Linked DNA regions of Homo sapiens: region 1 is linked to region 2. A link is a loop called in an ENCODE intact Hi-C map of the cell type or tissue named here. Cell type or tissue: PC-9. All regions are shown on one strand.

Region 1 (8,000 bases), 270 kb before region 2:
ATTGCTTAAAAAAATAATCTCAATACCCTGGCTACACCCAAGACATGGAGGTAAGACACAATATTTTTTTTTTTTTTTTTTTTCGAGATGGAGTCTCCCTCTGTTGCCTAGGCTGGAGTGCAGTGGCGCGATCTCGGCTCACTGCAAGCTCTGCCTCCCGGGTTCATGCCATTCTCCTGCCTCAGCCTCCCAAGTAGCTGGGACTACAGGCGCCCACCACCACACTCGGCTAATTTTTTGTATTTTTAGTAGAGATGGGGTTTCATGGTGTTAGCCACGATGGTCTCGATCTCCTGACCTCGTGATCCACCTGCCTCGGCCTCCCAAAGTGCTGGGATTACAGGCGTGAGCCACCGCGCCCAGCCAAGGCACAATAGGTTTTTAAAGCCCCTGAGGCAATTTTGTAGTGCAGCTAGGATCAAAAATCCTTGAGCTATTGATTGAGTGGTTGGACAGGCTAGACTGAAACAAATGACTTCCTGGGGTGTCTGCTTAGCCTCTCATGAGTGCCATGACTGCCCTCTTCCCACAAGGAGCGACCATCAGAAGCTACCAGCAGACCCTCTTCCTCAGCTCCAGTTGACAGGACTGGGGTGTATCTCCAGGACAGTACCTGACCCAGGATACCAATCAGCTTTCTCACACAGGAAGATTGAATTGACACTCAGAAATTATAGCTGTCGCTGGAGCTCCTCTCTCAAATGGAGCAGAGGAGAGACCTGACCAGAGCAGCAGGAAAAGTTGGTTCTTGCCATCACCTCAGCTCCTGTTGCAGCATAGCCCTTCAGGGAGTCTGGCTACCACCCTGCCTGGGTCTCCAGGGGTCACTCATGAATCCTTATAAAAACACCCCCCACCCCAGCCACCCGTTTGGTTTAAAGCCAGCTCTAGTGGGTTTATGTTACTTGTGACCAAAGAGGCCTGCCGTGTGCACAGACAACAGCCCATCAAAAGCACATAAAAACAAATATGTATTCACTTCCCCCACCACAGTTACACCCAAGCTCTTTCTCATTCCATGTGGTCCCAACGGAAGACTGTTTGGAATCTGCATTTTCTGGAGGCCACCTGGAGAAACCTGTTTTCAATTCAATTGAGAACTGCAGTGATTCCCTAATGTGGCTCCACAGGCTTCTTCAGAATCACCTGGAGGAACTACAGATACACACAGATTGCCAAGCGCCATCTCCAGAGGCAGAAGCTGTTTAGTTTGAAGATGATCTTGAAATCTGTGTTTTAAAAACTTTTTTCCATGAAATTTTGATGTGCAGTTGATTCTACTGGGATCAGGCTGGTTGGGTTAATTTTTTAAAAAATTAAATTCCTCTTTAACTGCATCCTAGATGGAGGTGGTGTTGCTATCAACCTATCATTTCTGGGAGATGGATTTTGGAGGCATTTTGTCTGGGAGATGGATAAGGGCCTAGTCTGTGGATGAACTAAACAGAGCCCAGTGAGGTTCAGGCTCGTTGGAGTACATGTAAACATCAATCAGGCCAAAGGGACTTTTCCAGGTTGGCTGCTTGAGCTGGTCAAATGAACCAGATCATTTACTTTGCCTTCTGAGCTCTGTAGACACAACCAAAAGAATAAAAAAAGTGTGTGTGTGTGTGTGTGTGTGTGTGTGTGTGTGTGTGTAAGGCAGCAAATATACCTTTTACTCTAGAAACAAAAATATCATTTCTGACCCAACAATAGCCGGATCCTTGTGAATGAAGGGTTTGCATATTTTCCTGTTTTAACGGTTCTAGTATAAACAGCCCAAGCCCAGGCCTGATTGTCAGAAGGTCCTGAGCAGCCCAACCAGAATGCTGGAAATGACTCCTTCAGCCCTGAGGACCTGGATCCGGCTTAGTGCCAGGATTTGAGCTTGTGTTTAACAGTAGCAATGGGGTCAGAAGTTGAGGGAGAGGGCAATTGCAGTGGTCCCCAAGACCACAGCTAATGCCAGAACAACAGCAATAGCAGCTGCAGAGCCAAAAGAAGCAGTAGCTATGGTGTATTGATAATTTATCTGTACAGCCCTAGGCTAAGTGTGTCATTTGTTTGAATACTTACAAAAGCTTGATGTGGTAGGCATTATTATTCCAATTTTTAGAATGAGGTTCAGGGAAGTTGAGCAGCTTTTCTGAGGTCACACAGCTTTTAAGGGGAAGACCCAGGATTACATGAAGGCATGTTTGACTCCTAACCATTACAAGACACTGTACACAGTAGCCCAGGTCACAAACATCATCTTGTGTGCCAGTTGGGGATACAGGGCTTTGGTCCTAGAAGCAGGCTAGGACAGCTCTTCAGACACATTGCTGGTTCCTGCCATCTTTCAAGATGTCCCTCTCACCACCCCAGCTACACTGGTCTCCAGCAGAGGGAGATGGCTGGCAGCAGGGGCTAGAAGGCCCTCTTCTAGGTCAAGGCAGTCCCTAATATCTGGGTGGATTTTTTGTGTCCTGAGAATGGGACCATGACTCTCTTTGTTAGGCTAGCAAAAGACTCAACATTGGCCAGGCATAGTGGCTCATGTCTGTAATCCCAACACTTTGGTAGGCTGAGGTGGGTAGATCTCTTGAGGTTAGGAGTTTGAGACCAGCCTGGCCAACATAGTGAAACCTCGTCTCTACTAGAAACACAAAAATTAGCTAGGTGTAGTGGCGGGCGCCTGTAATCCCAGCTACCCGGGAGGATGAGGCAGGAGAATTGCTTGAACCTGGGAGGCAGAAGTTGCAGTGAGCTGAGCTGGTGCCACTGCACTCCAAGCTGGACGACAGAATGAGACTTCATCTCAAAACAAACAAGAAAAGAACAACAACAACAAAAAATTAAAAAGAAAGGCTCAACATTTATTGATCAACTACTGATTATATGATTATATATTAACTGATCCAGACGGATCCAGAGAGTGTGGCTTAAGGAGACTTTCCTGGGCCTAAAACAGATAATTGGTGCTGGTGTATAACAAAATTATGGTTCATCCAAAGGATGGATTATTAAGCAATAATTGAAAATCATTTTTCAAAGAATAAGATATGGAGAAAAACCCTATGGCGAAAGGTTTAAACAAGCAGGATACAAAACTGCAAATTTTATGTATATTTGTTAATTATGGAAATTAGGCTTATTTTAATTGAAATATATAAATAAAAGACTGGAAAGATGCCATCGAAATGTTAACCATGGTTACCTTGTGGGAGGAGGGATGGGATTATTGTCGCGTTGGTGTTTTTTGTGCATTTTAATGTTTTATTTTCCCAATTTTCTTCAGTTTCAATTATCTTTGTGAGGGGAAAAGTGAAAATGTTAAAGTCCTAATACATAGCACTGGAAATGCATAGATATGATGACTGAGTAATTTTTACCCCACCCTGTCTAGAATGGATGCAGCAGGCAGAAGTGTCTCTTCGCCTCACTGCCTAAAGTTTATTTCAAGGGCAAGAATGGGGGCCTCTGGAATCAGTTCTGTCTCGGCAGAACCTGAGCTAGGCCTGTGCCGTGCGGGTAGGGAGCAGCCCCTTCCGGTCGTCGAGGCGCTCTTAATTTGGTTGGAGAGACAAGTGCACTACAAGAAACAGAGGCAGCCAAGCGCCTGGGCCACCATCAAGTAAGGTTGAAAAGGGGAGGGCAGGTAGATCGGGACCCGTGGGCGCCAATCAATGCTATGGTGGCGGAGAGTAAAGGGGACGAACACAGCCTGGGGCCATCCCCGGAGTCCCCCAGCGTCCGCCTGTGGCCGTGCCTGGTTGGCCGCGGATCCCGGCGGGCGCCGCAAAGCGGCGGGATTGCCAGCGCAGAGCTCCGGCTCTCTGCCTTGTCCCTGGGTCCGAGCACCGGAGCCTCTGGTGTCTGCGGGGAGAAGTCTCGGATTGAGAAATACGGGAGGGTCTCGTCAGTGGCTGCAGGTGCGGCAGCCACTCTGGGGACCCAGTGAGAATGGGGTCGCCTGGCTCTGCGCGAACCCCTCACGTGGGTGCAGCTCCTGAGCCGCCGAGGGAGGCGGTGGTAATGTCGCCCAGTGCCAGCAGAGGGCAGCCTCGAGGCCGTGAGCCCGAACGGCGACCTCGCCAAACCGCGGGCTCCCTTCCAGCTCCCGGATTCTGCGGGGTAGAGGCGGCCTTGGAGCCCAGAGACCAGCGACCTCAGTCTGCAGGAGCCCGGCGCAGAGGCCCAAGGGCACCCCCGGGATGTGGTCAAGCTACAGCCCTTAGGCAGCCTCACTCTGCGACGGCAAGGGCTTAGAGGGTGGAGGGGGACCAGATGCCTTAGGAGGGGTTAGAAAGCCAACGCACACAGGGAATTTGTTTTCAAGCAACAGATTCCAAGCATGTGGAAACCTTTTAAATGATGCTGGTGAGAGCTATGATAGTTTTCGCATTCTTGGCGAGGGAAGTCGGAGGCTAGTAGCGGGATGGCTCCTGGGCGCGCGGGAGACAGAGGGACCAGCGATCCTTGCTGGGGGCAGAGGGACTGTGGACCAAGGATCCAGACACACTTAATTGGGGATTCCAGTCCCGACTGTGGCCACTCAACTGGCGTTGAACTTGAGCAACTCACTATACCGCTCTAGCCTCCGACTAATCACTTCTGTAAAATGGGCATTGTGGGCTCCGAGTCTCGTAAGGGCGCTAGGGATTCGAGACAGCAGGAATTTCCTCACTGCTCCAGCAACCCTGGGTTCCTGGGTTTGTAGGTGGGCTGAAAGGATCCTTTCATCGCACGTTTGCCTGGCGTGGCTGCTTTAGAGACCGAGGCCCGCCAGGCTTTGCAACCCAGTTGCGCGTGGTCAGCCATGGCCTTGGAACCGCCGGGATCGCCTCAGCGGCACTCCGGCCAGCTCCCGACTTCCCGCCCTGGGCACTAGGGTCACCCAGCTCCAGAAGATAGTGCTTATCAGCACAGGAATTGAGACCCCACACCCGGCGCAGTGGGTCTCCCAGGAAGCCTGGCGAAGAGCCAAGGCCCGCCGGACCTGAGGTCGCCTGGGGCGCTAAACAGACCCATCTATGAGCACATTCGGCCAACACACCCAAGTTCAACAGTGGGCGGGATCTTTGGCTGGCCTCGATCTCTCTCACAGTGTGTGCAAACGGGTACCCATTAGATTCTTTTTGCTTGTTTCCTCATCTGTAAACTTTGAAAGGAGAGTATTTCCCGGGGTGATTCTGAAAATCATGCCAGAACTGAAAAGGCCTGTGTAAATGCGAGGTGTAATGATGACTTATTAGAAGCAGCCAGCCCTGTACGTGCCTGTAGGATAGATGCTAGAACGTTCTACAAATGTGTGCACATACACATCACGTATGTGTGAAGGTGCACACCTGTCCCTAGACACTTGACAAATGCACACACGTATGCGTGTACCTCTGGCTGAGAGCAAAGGGGCTAATACAGGGCTCATACAGGACATCATCCTGCAGTCTTGTGCGTGCACAGTACACACGCGAGCACGACTGTCTGTGCCTGGAGACACCGTATGGCACCGGAGGAGCTGCTCAGCCGTCGGTGCCACCTGGGAAGTAGGGTTTCGGGTGCTGCTCTGGAGCGCGGGAAAGTCCGGATCCGGGTCTGCTGGTCAGCGCTTCGGCGCCGCCGGGCTCCTTTATCTCTCATCCGCCGGCCGGTGAGCGGCTCCAGTTTCAAGACCCCCGATCCTGCCGGTGAGGGGAGGGAGCGAGAAGGAGTGCGCTCCGGGCCCAAGAGGCTGCAGGGCCCCACTCCCCAGGTCTGTCGTCCTTCCTTTATCTCCTCAGGTCACACCCCCACTTAAAATAAAGAAGGGTGCCTGACTCATTCAGGTCAGGGAAGTCGGCCCCCGGGAGCCTCCTGCCCTCACAAGCCATGGTGAAGGGAGGCGAAGCCAGGGTTTGCCACGGCCTGGGAGAAAATGCGGCTGCAGGGTCTCTTTGGGCTGCAGCGCTGGCCCGGGGCCCCAAGACTGTTAAGGTGTGTGTGGGAGGCGCGCAGTGTGGCTACCGAAGAGCCCTCCATCACCGCACCGGCAGGCCGCCGGGCTCGTCCTCCTCTCATGCTTCCAAGGGTTCTGAGCTGCGCAGCACTCGCATCACCCAGAAGTGTCTGTGGAGAAAACGACCTCAGGTGTAAGCCCAAGGCTGCTGCCTGCAAAGGCAATGCCGTGGAGACTGGGTTCCACAGCGACCTGGGTTTTTAAGTCACCGAAAGCTACAGGGCAGGGTCACAAACACTCTCCCGCCTTCTCTGCAGAACCGTGCGGCTGACAGGAGAGCGTTGCGCAGAAAATTCGAGGCCGGGCGCTGGAGGAGTCTCCGCGGCCCGGAGAAGGCACAGAGGCGCCCCTGAGAGGCGCAGCTGGAACAGGCGATGCACGGGTTCGGATCTGGCCGGCCAACCGAGCCCAGCGGTCGCGAAAACCAGAGTCGCCACAGAGGTTGAGCACGATTCCATTTCTGGGGATCGGGTCCGGTGGGGAGCCACTGTCCCTAACGCCTCCAGAGACTTTAAGTAGGACAATATAATGCTGGTAGGAGCAAGGTGCAAGGAATTTAGCGGCAGAAGCCTTTCGGGGGGGTGGGGAAAGGCAGATCCGTGCCTCGTCTGAGCCTGGGGGTGGGGACAGCCCCTGGCCTTGTAGCCCCTGTTCCGGGGATCAGCTGGGCCCACCTAACCCCCCTACATGGGGTTGAAAGGGGCCAATGGGACGGCCCCGCCGCCCCTCCCTCGGGATTCCACAGGGCCCTGACCCGGCCTTTATCTCTGCACGGTCAGCAGTCGCGGGGGCTTCAGGAAGGAGGACAAAGGCCCGGTGTCACCGCGGGCGGGGGCTCGGTTTCCTGGCTCTCTGCTCACACTCACAGCCTTTAGCGGTTGTTGGGGGAAGATTTTTAAAAATATGTGTCGAATTTCCTTTTTTTCTCTTCTAGAAACAAACAAACAAAAAAGGCAAAAGGCGAATTCCCCTTCACTCCTCGTCCATAGAGATTAAAGTTTCCTGGGATCCTGCCCTTTTTTTTTCTTTGACTGCCTAGAAATACTTGTTCTCCCTTGTACATAGAGGAAAATGCGGGGAAAGGTTTTTTAAAACTCGGTTTCATACTATTATTATTACTAAGGACAACCGGGCAGGCTGAGGTCCCAACGTGGATGATCCGAGTTGGCCTCGCGCCGGGGCTCTGCAGCCACTGCCCTGTGCGCTCAGCACCTCTGGGGGCGATCAGGGCCCCTGCGCTTCCGCCCGCCGCCCGGCAGTCGAGAGCACCCTGTGCCCAGACTGGCCGACTCATTCTCCCCCGAATTTTGTTTAGAGCTGGCAAGGGGGACTTAGCTCGCGCCCCAAGACCTGGGCTTGCAGCGCCGCCAACAGGCCCGGGGACACGAGGCGCTCCAGGCCGGGGTCTTCCCGGCTGCTGGCCCCTCTCGCTCCCCACCCGCTGGCGGCGCCTCGGTCGCCCGCAATTGACCCAACCCGCTTCCTGCGTTTGCCCCTCAGGTTTCCCGTTTCTCCACAAAGGCCTAGGGGAGCCTCGCCCACAGGCTGACCCTGCAACCTCTGGCCCGGTGGCTACCTTCTGCTTTTCTGAAAAAGAAAAGGAAAAAAAAAAAAAAAAAGAAAAAATCAACCAGTCGAGGGAGGCGCGTGAGGACTGGAGGCGCCAGCCGGACAGCCTATGAGTAGGTCCCTGGGTCGGTGCCGCTTCGCGGGTCAGCACGGCCTTTCTCAGAGAAAACCTCCTAAACGTGTGAAGACCGCTTTGGGGGAAGCGAGAGGGAGGTTGGAGGAGCCCCGGGCGGGGTCTCAGCGCCCACCAGCTGTGCCTTCAGGGCTTGGGTGTTCGCTGCAACGGCAACCGCGTGAGCCTCACTCCCACGGCCAAGGGGCTAGGGCAGGGTGGATGCAATCGCGTGCGCCTGGCCCCGGAAGGTGCTCGCAGGGGGTGCCTGTGGCCAGCTGGGTTAGGAAGTCAAATCCTAGAAAGTTATTACTAAAGGTTTTTTTTCCCCCTTCCTTTCTTCTTTCCTTTTTTGCTTCC
Region 2 (8,000 bases):
TCCCACCTCAGGCTGGTGGGAAGGGTGTCAAGGCTTACTCAGCCCAGCAGGGTCATATGGCACCGAGCAGGGAGTTGTATTCTGCATTCTCAGGATTTGTGAGTGTTTCCCATGGACCAGATTGGGCCATGTACACAAGAACTGGCTGAGAGCCATTTGTTCTGCTGCCTAAGAGTTCTACATGGAAGGGGTCACTGAAACCAGCTATACCACATGTGGGATCCAGACCTCATCTCCTGGCCAGCCTTGGAGAATCATCTTTCTCTTTCCGAACACCTCTTCCCTCTTCTCTGTCAGGACTCTGGGCATAATCCTCTCAATAAGTCTGGGGGCAGAGCCTGCTAGTTGCCCCAAGGATCCATTCTGCCCTTATTCCACAGCAATAAGATTTGTAGCTGGGCACATAGCTGTATAGCTGGAGACTATATTTCTTAGCTTCCCTTGCAGCTGAGGGGTGACTTTATCACTAAGTTCTTATCAATGGATTCTGAGCAGAAGAGATGTGTGAGGGATTTGTTGGTAATTATTTAACAACCAGCTCTTCAGAGAAAATAAAGCCTTGACTGTAGTGTTTACGAGTTTCCATGGTGTCAGTGTTCTAGCCATGGCTGACTTCAAGCTACAAATGTGGATTGAGGAGAGATGTGCACAGTCATCTCTTGGAGCCAGTGAGATCCAGCACACCACTGGGGCGGCTTCTGGCTCATGCCCTTTAAGGACCCAGGCTTGGGCCTAACATGCTCTTTACCTGCTTCCTTCATGCTGGCTGTGATGCAGACATGGTAGAGAGCCATCTTGTGCCATGTGGAAGAGGGCAACATTCCAGGGATGGCAGACCAACAAGAGAAAGGGAGCTTGGGCCACAGTGACTATGGGGGCAGAGGGGCTATTTTGGTTCACAAATTTGCATGAGGGTAAAATAAACATCAATCTTATTTAAGTCATTTTGGTTTTAGGGTTTTCACCACAAATAGCTGAATGTCTGAAGTTTAATTCACCCAGGAGTCCATAAAAATAGAAAGAGAGGTTGCCATTCAGCAGCTTCTGCTTCCTGCCTGGCAGTACCCAACTCTCCTGAGGACTGGAGGGGCACCAGGTTCAGGGCCTAGTATGAGAGAGGGAGAGGAAAACATGGACTTTCTGTCTCAGTGGATCATGCTGTCCAAATTGTTGTAGTCCATCCCTCCAGGAGGCTGTGGGTTTCTAGTGAGACCCTGATGCCCAGAAGGCACATTTTGTCACACCCTAGACATCAGAGATGTGTGACAGGTCCAGATTTGGTTTCACTTTGGTTCATGGAGAGGCTTGATCTTTTCTTTGTGCTAGCAGCCCAGTTGCTGTCTGTCTTCTCAGCTTCTGCCTGGTCTCTGACTCAGTCTGCCATTTCCTCAGGGCATGGCATCCCACGTACATTGCTGATGATCACCCAGCCACCATGTGAGGTTCAATGCCTGAGGACTATTCTTGCCACTGGACAGATGAGCAAACCAAAGCCCAGATAATCTATCTTGCTTGTGTAATCTCTTAATAGTCTAACTTCTTTAACTGGCTGTGGGCTCCGGGGAGGCAGGGATCATGTCTGGTGTGTTTGCTGTTGTAGCCTCAGTGCCCACCTCAGTGCCTACTTTGGGGCTGGCATTCAATGAAGGTTGATTCTCTTAATAAAAAGAATCCTTGTTACCGGTTTTTTTTTTTTTTTTTTTTTTTTTTTTTCCCAGAACTCAAGCAGAATTGTGGTTCTCAGCCTGGTGTACTTTCAAGTGCAAGAATTACTGGAAGCACATTGGAGATTTTGCCCCCCTCCTCCCCCAGGGGACTTGGGGCAATGTTCACTTGGGGCAATGACACTTTCAATTGTCAAAACTGGGAAACAGGTGCTACTGGCATCTAGTAGTTAGAGGCCAAGAATGCTGCTAAACATCCTATAATGTACAGGATAGCCTCCTACAACAAAGGGAACTATGACAAAAATTATCCATTCCAAACATGAGTGGTGTAGAGGTTGAGAAACACTGGTATTAATAGAATTTGCAGCCTCTGGGGATGGAGAGTCCCTGCAAAAGTTGCAGTAGCAGAGGCAGCAGCAGGCTCTTCTGTGGCCAGAACCAGCCCTTTTCCTTCCTAAGGGGGTTTCTGCAAAGCTCAGATCACAGACAGGCCTTGCTGGGGCAATCTTTCTTAATGGGCTGTGGCTGACTTAGCTCCTGCTTCACGAAGTGTGTTGTAAGTCCTCCTGACTTACTTAAAGCTGGTAGAAACGTTGTTGGCATGACATGCCTGCATGGCCATGTGAAAGATGCATCAAAAGGTAAAAAAACAAAACAACCCCACCCCCCTGAAAACTACCTTCTCTTTGGCTTAATAATTTCTTTTCCAGGAATAAAGCCAAAGTAAATAATTGAAGAAATACATAGCAATTTATCTTGGGGATATTCAGGGCAATGTTGTTTATAGTAGCAGTAAGTCAGTAGGGAATGCTACATTGTGATACACTCATATAATGTGCATTGAGGGTTGCATTTAGCTTCAAGAAACCAAGAATGTGACCAAAGGGGCTTTAACAGATGGATTAATTTATTGCAATAAGAAGTCCAGAAATAGATCATTTCAGGCTGATGCAGCAGCCCAAGAATATCATTAAGAACCCAGACTCCATCTAATTTTGTACTTTCATTCTTAAGGTTACAAGATGGCTTCCTCTGAAGGTATGACTTTAGCATGATGGAGGGGAGGAAAGAGGAAAAGGGCAAAAAGGCATGAGTCTATCCATTTTTATGAACTTTACCTGAAGACACACCCAGTGATATCTGCTTTCAGCTATCGGCCGCAACTGTTCCAGGGCTACTCCTAACTGCAAAGGAGTCTGGGAAAGTAAGAATTTTTGGCTTTCCAGATTCTTTAATAAGAAAGTTAGAGGAGTAGGAAGGAGGTCATAAAACCAAATGCTGTCAAGTAGTCAATTTGTTGTATCTGCCACAACAAAGTAGACTTTAGAAATTGTTTGGTAACATGAAAATTTTCAGGCAATGTAAAGTTTGGCCAAAAAAAAAAAAAGATTCAAAAGCATAGCCACAATATTATTTTAATTTTCAAAACAAAATGATATTTTTACATTTGTTACAGAAAAAATCTGGGAGAAAACCTACTTGTGAGGGTGACTCTGGGATTTTTAAGTTCTTTCTCTCTCCCTCTACTTTTTAACATGACCTTTTAAAATAAGTTTTGTTTTTCAAACCCCAAACTGGCTAATCTTTACCAAAACACTGAAGGCCAGACCCCTTCCTAGACTCAGGGCTTCCTAGATGCTGTGCTTTGATGTGGTGGCCCAGGGCACCATCATTCCCCAGAGCTAGGGCTGATCTGGGGGTATAGCAGTCCCCACCGCCTTGTTCCTTAGGCTGCTCCTGAGAGCTGTCTCGTGGAACTTCACTCCTGTGCCTGTTTCAGTAGGACTGATGTGCTCCTACCAAGGGATCTCACACTAAGCTGTTATCAGTCACTCTACCAAGTGGGAGTGAGATTCCTGTGTCAAAAGTAGAGACCTTTGACCCTGGAAGTAGAGAGTAAGCTGAGGCAGAATCTCCAAGGCAGATAAAGAAATTTAATGACTGGAAATGAGGAAAGCAAGCAGGTGACGGGTTGTCCTTCTGGCCTTGTCTGGGGTTGCCTTGACCTAAATGAATGGAGGGAGTGGTAGGCAGGGGCGGTGGGTGGGTACCATCTCCAGGGTTGGGAGGCCTGGGTCTGTCACCTCACCTCTCTGATCCTTAGTATAATAGCAGACAAATCGGTCACCTTCATTGAGCACATCTACATGTTAAGTTCTCAGCACTCATTGAATACTCCCAGCACCCCCATGAAGAGGGTGCTCTTATGATTACGATGTCACAGATAAACTTCATGAGGCAGCAGAAAATGGCTGCCCTGAGGTTTGCTGCCTGTGTTCAGGCTCTTCCCTCATGAGCAGTATGACTTGGAAAGTTATCTAAGTGCTCTGTGCCTCAGTCTCCTCTCTAAAATGGAGATAATAATAGAGTCTACATTATGGGATTGTTATGAGGAATAGTTGAATTAATGCGTGTAAAAAGCCCAGCACTGGGTCTGGCAAATCAAGTCAATAAAATGTCAAGTTCTATGAATATTAGAATTTTGTGCAGATCAAAAGAAATAAAGTACATCAAATGACAGATACATAGAATGTGTACAATAAATGTGTCTACCTCATATGCCTCGCACCTGCTTCGTTCACTCCTGTGATAGATAGATGAGGAACTAAGGCCTGGAGAATAAAAAGGGATTTTCCAAGGTCACACAGTGAGAGTGGGGCAAATCTAGGTTCTAAAAACGAGTTTCCTGCCTTCTAGCAAAGAGCAGGATACACACAGCAAACTTCCCTGGGAAACTTAAAACAGGGAAAAATGGAAGTTGGCAAAGCACCTGGGGACAGGGGTCCTGTGCCACCCCAGGGTAGGAAATGAGCCTCAGGAAAGACTGAGAAGTCACCTGACACCACACCACATGGACCTCCTGTTTCTGTCCGCAGGGAGGGGCCACATGAGGCCTCCCCTCAACACCCCCTCAGCCTCAGGTAGCCCTTCCCTGGGGTCAGACTGGGTATGCCTGAGCCATCTCAGACCTGGTCTCTCCTGGAACGAAAGGAATGCTCCTTGCTGTACTTGGGTTCCCTGAATAGTCACTGACTTTCGTTCTCCACATCCTGCTTTCTCAGGCTCAGCCCGGGCTGGCTGTCATGTGTCAGCTTGGATGACAGACAGCTCCAGAGCCCCACCACCTGGCCTTTCTCAGTAGCCTGGCCAGGAAACCAGATGTAAGGTGAAATTCAGCAGCCACTGACATCAAAGGCACCAAACTGATGTCACAGCTCCTGGGCCACTGGGGATCATTTGTTGACAGGATGACTTTGTAGGGAGACAACTCTGGGAAAGCCTGGTCTTCCCCCAGCCCCAGTCCCTGTCCTCACCCAGGGCTGATGGCCACAATATCAACTTTCTCTTGGAGGGCATGCAGCTACATGGTGTGTGGTTTCAGGACTGCTACACACAGTACACCGTGCAGAGTTGCTGGGCAGTCCCTGAGGTTAGCTAGGCCAGGCCCAAGATGCTTCTGGGTTGGTGAATGGCAATAAATGTGGTGTGAGACTGTTTTGAGCATTTTGTAAAGCTGATTAGAAAGCCAATGCTTTGCCAAAATGAGGAGTACCAGGTTATCTAAGACAGTTTGGCATTTGGCTGAAATTGCACCAATTCTATGTGGTCCCAGAGGTTAGCCCATCCTAGTCAACAGTACTGATTGGCTTTGATGACATTAGAATTCCTAAAATATAGGGGATAAAATAAGAGAAGTCCTTTATGGTGAGAAGGTGGTGACCCCCAGATTGCATCATCCCTGAGATTCTTTCTGCTTCTGAGATTCTAGTACTGAAATTGATTCTGAGTTCTGGGTGTTCAACCTGAGGTATACACAGGAGAGTGTAGGGTACTAGACAATCAAGAGGTTAACCTGCCTTACCTGCCTGTGATATTATCTACACCTGGAGATGTTTGGTTGAAAATCAGTAGATAATTTAAAACGTTATTTTTCTATGAAAACTTAATCCAAACTCTGCTTTCAATTGTTTGGACACCTTGTCATCCTTTTTGAATGCACTGGCCCTTTATCCTTTCTCTAACCCCTTCAGAATTACCCTGAAGAAAACATCTAGCTAATTCATATTAGACTTAACCCAATGGAAAGAATTTCATTGGTAGAATTTCAGGCTCCTAGAACAAGGTGGGTGCAGACTAAGGGCGGTGGGGTGGTGGTCACCTCTAGCTGGGGAGAAGGTTGGATGTCCCTGGTAGGCCTTGGGGTGGGGGGAATTCTGGATGTTTGCTGATCCCCCATCCGGTGCTCTGAGGCTCAACCTTCCTCTTCTCTTAGGTGGTGAAAGGGAGATTCATTTTCCTAAGGGGGCTTTGGGGCCTGGTCAGTGTTCTCTATAAGGGTCCCCAGGAATTCTTCCACTCAGGCTGGACTCAGTCATCTGCCAAAGGCCAGGAGAGTTGGCTGGGTTCAGGCCCAGAGTTGCATCAACCCCGTCATACCTCTCTGATCTAGCTACTGACTGTCCCTGTGTCCCTCATGGAGGGCAGGTCTCTCTTGGAAGGCAAGAGAGACAGAGGAAGGGCACTAGACCTGCTGCAGGGAGCTTGGGCAGGACTGACAGGGGACTCTTCATGCTTGTCTTCAAGGCTTTTCAGCATCGGGCTCTTTTCTGAGAGACAGAATGGCAGGTAGGCAGATGAGGAGCACTGGGGGCTGCCAAGGCCCTCCCCAGCTCTGCCATGCTGTACATCCACAATCTAAGGGCTGGGAACCTGAAGGCAGTTCTTGTAAAAGGAAAATGTGGAGTCTTCTCAGGGGCAGAGGGGCACTGTAGTTTAGAATACAAGTCCAAGCCTTTCCTGCTTGGCAAGGGCTGTCTAGTGTATCTTACATCCTTCCATCTAAGACAGTTTTGCATTTGGCTGAAATTGCCCCAATTCTACATGGTCTGCATTTTTTTCTGGAAACCCTATAGGGAGAAGAATGAGAGAACAGGGAGTAGAAAAGAGAGAGTGGGTGAGAGTGGCTGCCACCAGAACAGGAAGGGCTTGGACTTGTGTTGATGCTGTTTGCCAGCCCAGAGAGCACAACCTAGGTGTGCTGGCCAATGGCTGGAGCCTGGAGACTTGAGAAAATATTAATATCTGACTAAGGAATGGGCTCTTTCTTCTCCCACTCCTAAGTCATGCTTCTGCCCCAGAACTCTGCCTATGGGCCTCAGACAGGGCACTGAGGTGTATCCCAGCCTTCTCTACAGCCCTAGCCATAGCCAATGGGAGCTGACAAGCAGCCTAAAAACACACAGCAGCCTGACGCCCCACTAATCTCCGCATCATCTGTGGGTGAATGTTTCCAACAGAGGTGGAGGAGATGATAAAAGGAGCAGTGTTTCTGCATGCAGCACTTCTATTGAAGCATGTTTGCATGGCAATTTGCATCAGCACATTTTTAATATCCATAAACCCATGCCGGCAAGGATGGGAGCAGCCTTGTGCCAAAACTTCAGGCTTTGCAAATGTCTGGACTTAGGAGGGAGTGGCCAGTAAGCAGGCAGGAGGCTGTCTTACTGGCTGGATTCCTCCAGCATGCAGTGTCCACACCACATGCCCTTCTGGGGTTTCCTGAAGCCTCTGGCCCAGCTCCTCAGAGTTGCCATATCTAGGCAAACCCCTATCCAAATAGCTACTCTTGCAGTTTGGTCTCAGAAAGCATGCATGTTTCCTTAGGGCAAAGTTGTTTATCACTCAGAGTTGAACTAACAACTTTCACTCCTGATTGATGGGGCTGATAGTCAAAAAAACACTGCTTCCTAATGATGGCAGATATTCAAAGTGCTGTTCCACAGGACATCACACGCATGGTGAGAGGGCCAGGAATGACCCAGAAGGCAGCATTTAGTCCCTCAACCTTCCCATAATGTTTCTAGAAATGTTTGAGGAGCAGAAGTTGCTACCAAGAATGATAAAACTTGGTCCCTGATCTCAAAAGTCAGTTGGGAAAAATGAAGGTCTCAAGGAGTCAGTTTGGAAAATAAAGGACAAAATGGATAGAAAGGACAGTTATAGGACAGTGAGTGGTATGTGAAGAGAACAGCAGCTACTTCCCTGAATTGAGGAATAGGTTGTCATTCCCACTGAGGTTATCAGAGAAAGCTTTGTGGAGACAGGGTCATTTGAAGGATGGGCCACTTTCCAGTGTCAAGGTGAAAAGCATAGAGTCCTATTGCTGAGGATGGGGCAGTGACAAGTTGGGACCTTTGGCCCAGTATGGGTATGGAGTTTGGATCTGGAAGAAGGAATGGTGATAATGAGAGAGGAGTATTCCCAACTAAAGGCTCTGAGTGCAGAAATGTAGAAAACACCCAAGGAAACTGTTAGCTCCAAGAGAAGCCCCAC

Evidence for each region. Hi-C counts contacts between places; a loop is a spot of excess contacts. Peaks named below come from ENCODE experiments on the same cell type or tissue, not always from the same donor. Only the 100,000 strongest peaks of a DNase experiment are listed, where the experiment ranks them.
Region 1: it touches region 2 in a loop (16-fold over the local background); 7 of 110 quality-filtered maps call a loop at or near these places.

Annotation. Positions count from the first base shown.
Region 1 is chr3:138,932,368-138,940,367 of GRCh38, forward strand. It overlaps LINC01391 (long intergenic non-protein coding RNA 1391), which reads right to left. Exons shown (of 3, transcript NR_121649.1): 3 at 2,822-6,069. Among named protein-coding and RNA genes, the nearest start is that of LINC01391, 7.7 kb to the right of the region's middle. RefSeq lists an enhancer at 3,880-4,174. In PC-9, CTCF peaks have their summits at 4,003 (motif pointing right) and 4,208; no DNase peak of the experiment used is centred here; H3K4me3 peaks cover 1,123 bases.
Region 2 is chr3:139,197,747-139,205,746 of GRCh38, forward strand. No RefSeq gene overlaps it. Among named protein-coding and RNA genes, the nearest start is that of PISRT1, 32 kb to the right of the region's middle. RefSeq lists an enhancer at 1,995-2,044. In PC-9, no CTCF peak of the experiment used is centred here; DNase peaks (open chromatin) are centred at 1,995 and 4,735.